Linked DNA regions of Homo sapiens: region 1 is linked to region 2. A link is an interaction called in ENCODE POLR2A ChIA-PET data of the cell type or tissue named here. Cell type or tissue: K562. All regions are shown on one strand. Each heading gives the region's core, and the rest is flanking DNA. Links, peaks and the distances in the headings are about the cores only.

Region 1 (5,381 bases), core at 262-5,261, 56 kb after region 2:
GACTTACAAATAAGACTGTTCTGGATTTGAATCTGGATTCTACCTGGGCAGTAGCAAGAAGCTACTGAGCAAGTAGAAATTCTACCATTGAGCCTCAGTTTCCTTATCTGTAAAATGGGGACAAGAGTTTTATCTTGTGGGATTGTGAGAATGAAATCAGAATGCAATCTCCCTACCCATAGTTTAGGTTTCTTGTGAACAAAATCAAGTACTATATCTTTTCCCTTGTACTATTCATGATGCCCAGACAGTATGGATGTAGAGAAAATGTGTAATAGTGTTCGTGATGGATTTTTGATGGGAAGACTGCTAGACACTCTGAAGTCCAAAGCCTCTCATTCTGAACCCAGCTCCACTCAAGTAGTAGAAAGAGTGTTTCTGCTTTTATGATCACAATGAGGCAGGGTGTGCAGAGGTTAGAATAGACACTGGAGCCCTGCTACCTGAGTTCGAATGTTTGTTCTACAACCTACTATCCTTATGACCTTAGGCAAGTTAATCGACCTTCTCTGTTCTGTAATGTTTCTTGTCTTTAAAGTGTGTGGCCGGGCGTGGTGGCTCACAACTGTAGTCCCAGCACTTTGGGAGACCGAGGCAGGTGGATTGCATGAGCCCAGGAGTTCAAAACCAGTCTGGGCAACATGGTGAAACCCCATCTCTACAAAAAATACAAAAATTAGCTGTGCATGGTGGTACACACTGGTAGTCCCAGCTACTAGGGAGGCTGAGGTGGGAGGATCATTTGAGCCTGGGAGATCAAGGCTACAGTGAGCCAAGATGGCACCACTGCAGTCTAGCCTGGCCAAGAGAGCGAGACCCTGCCTCTAAATAAATAAATTAGTAAAAATAAAATGTGTATGATAATATTATCTATCTCAAAGGGATGTTAGAGGAATAAAGTTTATGAAACGATGCTTGACACATGGTAAGTGGTAAGTTAGCATAATTGTTATTCAATGTGCATGTGTTTAAATAATTCATCTCTTCTATAATGGCTTTAAAACAAGACCCCCGCCCCAGTTCTTTGACATTTCACCTTGAATATGGGCAGGCTCATGAGTGCTTTGACCAGTAGAGCAAAATGGAAGGGATGCTGTGTGACTTCTGAGTCTGGGTCATAAAAGGGGATGCAGCTACCACCTTGCTTACTGAAACATTCTCACTTGGAACTGTGAGCCTCCGTATAAGAAATTTGAGTGCCCTGAGGCCACTGTGGTGGGAGGAAGACAAGCCACAAGGAGAGGCCATGTGTGGTTGCTTCAGCAGCCCTGGTACCTAGGCTCCAGATGGATGAGTAAAGGAGCCTTCAGATAATTCTCACCCAAGCAGTCAAGTTACTCCCAGCTTTTGAATTCTTGCAGTTGAGGCCCCATACTTCGTGGAGCAAAGACAGCCCAACCTACTATGTACTGTCTGAATTTTCAACCCACAGATCCATGAGCAAAATCAAATGGTGATTTTAAGCTGCTAAGTTTTGGGGTCATTTGTTGTGTCATCAATAGTAACTGCAACAACTAACAAGCATTGCAAGCAGGATCAGCAAACTACAGCCCACAGTCCAAATCTGGCCCACTGCCTATTTTCATAAATAAATCTTTTACAACCACACTCTTTTTTGGTTTGCTTTGAATGCATTTTCTATGGCTGCTTTCACACTACAATGGCAGAATCACGTAATTGTGACAGAAATCACAGCATCGTCAAGGCCTAAAATATTTACTATCTGGACCTCCAGAGGAAAGCCTACTGACTCCAATGTAGAGCTTTGAAAGTACTGAATGTAGTATCATTTGCTTACATTATTTCATTTAATCCCAAGGTTAGAAATCATTCCTATTTTACAGTTAGGATCAGAGAGTTCAAGTGACTGGTCCAAGGTCACACAGCTCTCTAACTGCAGGTCTAATGCCTCCATAGCCCGTTGAAGACCTAGACTCCAGTTTGAGTAATAATGGCTTTGGGTAAGTCCCACCATGCTCTGCTCTCACTTTCCCAGCCTGGGACATGAGGGTATTGGGCAAGTTGGGCTGGAGAGGCTGCCAAAAGTCAGATGTCCAAACTTCCCCCCAGCTGAGTGCTAGCTACCAAGCAAAGTATTTCTGTTCCCCTTTGGTCTAGGAGTACCCAAGTGAGGCTTGAGAATGAGTCACCAGGGGCTGCTATGCATCCCTGCTCACTCTCACATGCAGCCACCCACCCTCGAGCACCAGAACCCAACTTTCCTGTCTCCCAACTCAAGCTGACAACCCATGCTTTCTGCCAACATAAATATTTAATTCTAGTGCCCGGAACAGAGAGACCATCTTGGTATTAAGGACTCCCATCCTAGTTTCTACTTTCAAAACAACTCAGTCTGAGGCATGATTAGGAGGTCCTGGCTTAGAACAAAGGTAAAGCAGTTTGTGGTTGGGCTCCAAACACCAGCTCCCCACACTTGCACTCCCTTCAACCTCTCAAGCTGTATGAGCTAACAGGCAAAGAATCAGGGGAGTGGGGAGCTGGCAGGGAGAGCTCTGTAGGAAGGCCAAGTCTGGAAACCAGTGTTGGTTCTAAGCTCAGGCAGAGGTGACAGCAACCTGGAAACGGTGCTAGGCATCCACTGTTCTGACTGCTAAATCCCCTGAAATTCACTGGTATGTGAGCATCTCCCTAAAATTCACAGTGCAGTGAACACCAGAACTCAGAAATAATTATAGTATTAACACTTAAAATTAAATACATATAAATTCATTTACAATTAAAGTGTGTTGAGTGTATCTCCAATACCTGAGGAGTGAGTAATTATCACAGCAGTTCCACTCTGTGTGCTTTGCCATAAATGAATGCCTACTAGGTGCTGGGCATTCTGCTAAGCACGGAAGAAACACCCATAAAAAAAAAAAGAGTGGGGTTTTTGCTGTCATGGAGCTCACAGAAGAGCAGAGAGATGGTCAAATGAACAAGAAATGGGACACAGTACTATAAGGTCTTCAATAAAAATGTATTCTTGCCCCTATGTTTGTTTCAGGTGTGTCTGTTCTTCCTTCTTTCAAAACAGTGGACTAAGCCTTAGATATGAGTTTAAAAGCTACTGTGAACTAGACCTTATCTTGCTGGATCTTCTGTCTGCTGCAAACTGGGATTGTCAACCACCTACAGGACTCTCATTTTTTTGTACGAAAAAATGATGACAATTCTTGCCCTCTCCATTCTGAAAGCCTTTGAGGAGTGAATAAGACAGTGGATTTAAATATATAAATACTATGCAAATGATCTGAGTGTATTCATTCACTCATCAAATATGAGTGACCTGACCCCTCTTGAAAAAAAAAAATGCAGGTTGGCATGTGGCTTGGCTTTAACAACAATGACTGTGTTTGCCTTTCTTTTCTTGGTCTTCTCCTGTCCCTTCCTCTCCCCATCCCCCGTCTTTTCCTCCTCCTTCTCTTTATTCAGGGTGTGGACTAAATGATAACACATAATTGTACTAGCTATAGTACTTAATTGGAAGATGTTCACATTTTAATATGCTGTTTTAGGGTAAAGCAGACACAGACTAACCTTATGGTCTCAAGTTAAGGAATGAATTGAACACAGAATGCCCAATTATTCTACTCCAACTTGCACTCCTGGGATCTCTGAAGCAAATTGTAGGCTTTTAAAAATATCTTTATTATATATTGGACAGCATCTCTGAACTCAGATATAAACAATAATTTTTAAAGTGACTTCAGTTATAGAAATGACTTTTTCAGAAGGCATAACTTGGAAGCATGTTGAATTGAGAGGCAGAGGATATGATGTGTAGGTTTCACCTTGTCATTAACTAGCTATGTGGCTTTGGTGGGATTGTTTGCCCTCTCTGCACCTCAGTGGCCTGTCAATAACCCCATGGTGACGGTGTGAGGACTAAATGGTGATTATGGATGTAAAAGTGCCTTAGAGATTCCACACACATTTCCTGGGCACATACTCTGTATCAGACACAGTGCTAGAAGCTTTTACACAGTTGTCTTCTGTTTCCTTTACAACTGCCTAAGGGATGTGTATTATTAAATCCATTTTACAAGGAGGCAAGTGAGCCTTGGAAATTTGGATTGACTTTCCCAAGGCTACAGATATAGTAGTAGTTTAGCCAGGCCCCAACATAGGTCTACTTACTCAAAGTCCACTGCTCTTTCCAAATGGATAAAATTATTAGGCATTCATTGGTCCCAAGTGGGTCTTGAGTCACAGTTCAGAGGAAGTTAAAGTTTATTAGGAGGATGAACTCCATGTTCCCAACTTTTGACAAGGAAGAGATCTTACAACAGGAACACACTACTGCTCCTTTCAACACTGACATCACTTCTCTTCCCACATCTGACCCTAAAGCCCTTCTCTTCTTCCATGGTGCCTTTAAGATTGAATTTTGCCAAAGCCAAGCTCAGAGGAGGAGAGGCCAAGCAGAGGCCACCAACTTGGATTTACTCTTGGCCATTAAGTTAGGGAACATTATAGGCAGAATGGTTCTTATCTACTCAGTTCTGAGCTGAGCTCAGTTCCCATCTCATATGTGAGTTCTGCTTTCCATGGGTGGAGGGGTGGGAGTGGGACAAAGAAACAAGCCCTCTGCTTGGGGTCTAAAAGACTGAGTTTGCATCATGACTTTCTCCATTTCCTGTTTCTAACATCTCTGAGAGTCTTAGTTTTCCTATCTGTAAAATGGAGTCAACAATACTTGCCTCACAAGATTGTTGTAAGAATGAATAGCGCTGGGCGTGGTGGCTCACGCCTGTAATCCTAGCACTTTGGGAGGCAGAGGCGGGTGGATCACGAGGTCAGGAGATCGAGACCATCCTGGCTAACACGGTGAAACCCCGTCTCTATTAAAAATACAAAAAAATTAGCTGGGCGTGGTGGCGGGTGCCTGTAGTCCCAGCTACTTGGGAGGCTGAGGTGGAAGAATGATGTGAACCCAGGAGGTGGAGCTTGCAGCGAGCTGAGATCATGCCATTGCACTCCAGCCTGGGCAAAAGTGCGAGACTCCGTCTCAAAAAAAAAAAAAAAAAAAAAAAAAAAGAATGAATAGCATGAGAAACACCCAGAACAGTGCTTGGTACAATAAATGTTATCTTGCTTATCTTGCTTACTTATGATACTCAAGTAAGATAAAATGGAAACAGTGCATCTTTAAAATCAAATCCCTGCACAAAGGCAATGGTTCTGGAGGGTGTTGTTTTTCATAAGGTTTCATTAGAGCTCCAGTTCAGCCACAGCATGTATAAGCAAATCATGCCATGTTTGTGAGCTTCAGTTTCCTCATCAGTTACCCCATGACAGCAATATCCACTTTTGATCATAGTTAAGAAAACTAGAAACAATTTACACACTAGGCACTGGCTCAGCTGGAGCCTGAACTC
Region 2 (5,358 bases), core at 1-5,000:
CTTTCCAGGTTAGACCTAGCAATACCTGAAAATCTCCACCCTTTTCTTCTCAGCTTTATATCTGTGATAAGTGAGGAAGCTTGTAACAGAGGAGGCTCTGAACAGGCAGTTCACAAAGAGGCAAGAGGAGGGAAGAAAACACCATGTGTCTCCTCTACATTGGGCACTCTGAGAGCTGGACTGGACCTGACATGACTTCACTGACTCCTCACTAGAGCCCTTCGAGGTCTTGATAAAGACCCTTGTCTTACAGATGGGGAGGCTGAAGTCCACAAGATGCCAGGGACTTGCTGAAAGTCATACAGTTTCTGTATAAAGTCTACAACATATTACTTACAAGCATGTAGTGGAGACAAGGAGGCTCTGGATAGGCCTCCTGAGACCAACCCTCCTAGGCTTTGTCATATTCTGATTGAGTTTCCTCCAGTGTTTATTTCGGAAGTGCTGAAACTGCCCAGACTGGCCTGGGGAAGGAAGAAAAAGGTGACACCACCCCAGCATAGCCAGAGTGCCAAGACCGGCCTGAGAAGCTAACTGGTGGCAAGGCCTTACCAGCCAACAATTTTGGAGAAGCTGATTGAACTGGGGAGGACAGGAAGGGGAGCATTCAAGACAGGGTCTGTGAAGAAATTCTATGTTTCAAGTTCCTTTCTGGCCAGGTCTTTGCCTTCTACCTTTCTCAGACTGAGAAGGATTTTCAGCCAGATGAGAAGTTAGAAGCTATGAAAATCAACTCTTATTATAGGCAGGGAAACAAGCTCAGAGAAGGGAAGTAACTTGTCCAAAGTCACCCAGCAACTGACTGTAAAAGTGGAGGCTCCCTGACTTGTATTCTGCCTGCATATTCATGCATTCATTTGTTCATTCATTCATGGGTCATTGAATGCATAAAGACTGAGTTCAATAACAGTCATGGTCCCTGCCCAGAGTGAGCTGACATCGAAGTAAAGAAGTAATTCAGTATCAGAAGGGTGCAAAAATAAGATGCTGTGATATGGTATGAAGGTGATGGTGCTATTAGGTTGGTGCAAAAGTAATTGCCGTTTTTACCATTACTTTCAATGGCAAAAACCACAATTATTTTTGCACCAACCTAATATCTTTGGTCAGACTACTGAGGGAGGTAGTGATACTTGCGAAAAGACCTGGACAATGAAAAAGAGCTGGCCAGGGAAGAGCAGTCAGAGTGGAGGGCCATTAGTGGCTAAGGACACAAAAGTAGGAAAACAGAGTATCTGGGGAACCAATAAATAAAGAAGCCACTGAGAGTGAGGAGGAGAAGGAAACCATGTAAGATCTGAGACTTATGTAGAAATCAGATCATGCAAGGCCTTGAACTTGTGGTAAGGACTTTGGATTTTATTCTAAGACATATAATTTTTTGAATGTTTGCCTTGAGTGAGGTGCAGCAGAAAGCACAAAAGATAAAGCAGACAGACATGAAACCATCCCTCATGGGTGTTTGAGCTCAATGGGAAAGTGTTACAGACAGAATATTAGAGAAGACATTAGAGGTAACTGGATCGTGCTAATGATAGAATGAGAGCAAGGGTAGGAGACGGGGATGGATAAAGCATGGGGGAGTTAAGGACAAGGAGATTGTTCAAGTGTGGAAGGTGGGCGGTGGGGGACAATAGGCAGGAAAGATCGTGAAATACGAGTGAGGGAGAAATCTGATTCAGCATATATGTATTTGGCACTGAGCATCTCAAGGGTGTTAGGCCATGTGCTGAGGCTTTTGCATGTTTCTTCTTGCTTGATCCTCAGAAAAAATGCAACATGAAATATGGTATTTTAAAAATCCTCCTTTCATAGATGTAGAACCTAAGATCATGACAGTGGAGGGATTTTCCCAAAATCATTCAACGAGTATGAAGCAAACAAGGATCCCAACCCAAACCTTTTGGCTTTCATGATAGTACTTTCCACACTCTACCCCAGTGGTTGGATTTTGACTTGGCTTTGCCCTCAGTTTCCCTGTTTGGACTGGGGGGTTTTCTCTCTATGCCACTTCCAGTTCTAATATTCTGTGCTTCTCTTCAAGGTAAAATGAATAGGGGCAAATATTCTAGATTCTAGATGGAATATCCTAGATGTATTCCACAAAGTCACAGAGGATGGAAAGTAAATGTCCTAAACAGAGAACAGCAAGTAGCTGTGAGCAAGAAGAGAGGTGCTGCTTGGAAAAGGGGACGGTGGAAATGCTTACCACAGCATCAAGCACTTATGAATTTAAATTGAAAAGAGAAACAAAGACTTGTGGTAGCCATAAGTACAAAGAGTCAGAGAGAGATGGATCAATGAATACAAATTTATTCATTCTGTGGCTTAGGGCCTGTGAAAACAGGAATAAACAAGATTGACCTGGTCCCTGCCTTATGGGCCACAGAATTGGTGGGAGGATAGACCAAAAAAATAAAGGAGAGGGAGCGGGAGAGAGAAAGAGACAGAATAATTGAGCACTTAGCATATGTCAAGCACTGTGTGAGGTGTTTTCATGAGTTATTTCATGTATTCCTTATCACAACCTCAGGAGGTCTACACTTTTATTTTTCCCATTAAATGAATGAGTTCATTGAGACTCAGAGAAATTGTCACATGTTCAAGGTCACATCTCAAGTAGATGAGAGAGCTGGGGCATATACTTAAATCTTTCTGATGTTCCATTCTACATTTTAAATTATTGCAAACTTTCAGGATGGAGAGAGGTTGGGAGGGAGGGAAAGAGGTCAAAGAGGCAGAGAAAAAAGAAGAGGTAGACATTGAGAATGAGTCCACAAGTACATGAGAGAGAAGGATAGAAACAAAGATTCTCTCTGAGACTACGTGACCACTTGGAGACCCTGCCCAGGCAGGAGGCAAATGAGGTCATTAAATCCATCTGCGCAGATGGGAGGCTCTCTGGGGAAAGTTATATGCAAATGTCATGATGCAATGAGGTGAAATCTACTTGCGTTAGTTCAGGTGGGGACTCAAGCAGGAACTGCACTGTGCTCTTTGGAAAGATAGATTATCTCCTGGATGGGGAAGACACTCACTCTGTTGGGCTCTTCCTATCAGTTTGCAGAAAGGAAAGCTGGCCAAGGTCACAGAGCACATGAAGGAACGAACTGGCAACTGTATTGAACTCAGTTCTCTCACTTGTTCGTATGCTAAAATCTGCTTCCCAGGTCCTTCAAATTTGGTGCAAAACCACCATGCGATCTATTCCCTACTCAGGATTCCAAGCCTCCCAGAAGGTGGTCTAGCTTCCCTGAGACATGCTTTTTGTTTTCATCATTGCCTACTAAAGTCAAAGTGACCAGTATGTGCAGAGACTTATGTTTTCTCAAAAGACACTTCCACATCCTTTCTTTCACTTGATCACTTATACATCAGATATTCCATTACACAGTTCTATTAATCAACTTTGCTACAGTGCACGACAATTTTCCACCCATGATTTTACTCAGCTCCTATAGTTTAAAATACAAAGTGGGTCTTATTATATCAGCTCTACATAGGGACCTGAGGCTCTGAGATAAGTAAGTAGCTTGTTTTACTTTAAATACCAGACTTGACACTTATTATTACTTTTGGCAAATTCTTATTCCTTTCTGAGCTTCAGTTTCCCCATCAATAAAAGGGTGATTGTTGCAGCATCTGTCTTATAGAGTTGTCAAAAGTGTTTTCTTGTTTGGAAATCACTGAGTACATTGCCTTACCCCATAGCAAATGCCTGACCCATAGCAAGTGCCTCTGCAAATGAAAACTGCTGTGATTATGATCATGGTGTGCTCGATAAAAGTTATCACCAGGATAGCAAGAAGCAGAGCCATAACTTGAACTTGAACCTTCTGCTCCTCAAATCCAGTGATTGTATCCCTGCGCTGCACTGCCTTTCTGATCATTACTGCTTCAGACCAAATCACCTGATTCACTTCTTCTTTCTGCAGGTCACCCCATTCCCTATGTCCTGTGATCTACAAGGTGACTGTGCTTGTCGGGACCCCCAGGCCCAAGAACACAGCCGGAAAGACCTCCGGGGATACAGCCATGGCTAAGGAAGGACAAGAAGTTGTCAAAGAATTCCCAACGCCAGGACCCACATCCCTTTGGTATTGATTTCACAGTCAGCTGCTCAACGGAATGGCCTCTCCACACCAGGGATCCTTAGCACCCAACCGGTCTGCCTTTAATTTTACCCAGGAAGGACTCACATTGGGGCGAATGAACCAAGTTTCGCCATGCTGGATGATGAAATGGATTCCCATCCCAAAGTCTGAGATGGATTGCATATACAGTGTGCAGTCCCAGAGCCTCCTAAAATTCTAGCCATTTGTCACACAACCACAGCAAGAAACGTGTTCTATATCTAGAGTGTGCCCATCTGTGTTTAGTACACATGCATGCATACACACCCATACAAACATCTGTGTGAGGGCAGTTCTGGAGATGAGCAGAGAGAGACCGGAATAAACTCAATCTTTTCTTTCCCAAGCTCCTAGCCAACACTATCCTTGGGAGAAAGAAATTTGCAGAAACTGCTAAGACCAAGTGTGGAGATGTCAAGCTAGTTCACACTCTGAGGCTCAGAATATGTAGGACATGCACAATTGTGCAGTCCTTTGGGATTGGAAGTGAAACAGTCTGTGATCCCCTACCTTCTAGGGAACTAGGACCTAGGAAGAGGTAAAGATTATCAGGTATGCAAAGCGCCCCAATTCTTCTGCTGCCATGGGGGATTTTACCCCAACTCCAGGGTTCGAGGCCAATCTGAGAATGGCTTAGGATTGCAATGTCAAGGTATTATATCAGCCCCTTGCTTGAGGCTTGAGGTCATAATATCCCTCTAGGACTTACCTGTTCCCCCAGATCTTGCCTTGGGACCACATTTGCTGCTACTTTTCCTGCTGCTCTATCCTATACATTGAATAATCCAAGATGGTAGAACTAGGTTAGGAAAAATTCCACACAACCAAACAGTCTGCCTTAAAAGTGACCCACATTTTTCCATAGCTCCTCACTTTTTAGCCCTTCTGCAAGAGAAAAACCCTCATGGGTCCACATGGTGAGAAGTTAAGTTTCCTGTAAGTGGGCCTCTCACCCTGGAAAGGAGTTGAGGGACATCAGATGCTGGAACCCTCACTGAAAGTCCAGAATGTCTAAGCCAGTGTTAGATTTTGTAAACAAGTGGAACAGTGTTAAATTTCTATGATGTTGGAGCCATCCAGAGACTACTGGAATTGTCGAGACTTTTGGATTATTATCCTTATCCTTATCCTAATCTTCCTAGCCCTTCAGGCTAGAGTAGGCTTTGATCCTGAGAACCTTGCTGTTGCTCTGAGGAGATATAATTCTGGGAGAAAGAATCTTTTA

Evidence for each region. ChIA-PET counts read pairs that join two places held together with the same protein. Peaks named below come from ENCODE experiments on the same cell type or tissue, not always from the same donor. Only the 100,000 strongest peaks of a DNase experiment are listed, where the experiment ranks them.
Region 1: POLR2A ChIA-PET joins it to region 2 with 5 read pairs; 2 of 35 experiments call an interaction of 5 or more read pairs at or near these places.

Annotation. Positions count from the first base shown.
Region 1 is chr9:116,448,581-116,453,961 of GRCh38, forward strand. The region is part of intron 20 of ASTN2 (astrotactin 2); the gene reads right to left. Among named protein-coding and RNA genes, the nearest start is that of PAPPA-AS1, 51 kb to the left of the region's middle. In K562, for the core only: no CTCF peak of the experiment used is centred there; DNase peaks (open chromatin) are centred at 2,151 and 3,105.
Region 2 is chr9:116,392,574-116,397,931 of GRCh38, forward strand. PAPPA (pappalysin 1) reads left to right here. Exons shown (of 22, transcript NM_002581.5): 22 at 3,936-5,358. The coding sequence ends at 4,043. Among named protein-coding and RNA genes, the nearest start is that of PAPPA-AS1, 5.4 kb to the right of the region's middle. RefSeq lists an enhancer at 2,863-3,362. In K562, for the core only: no CTCF peak of the experiment used is centred there; a DNase peak (open chromatin) is centred at 2,968.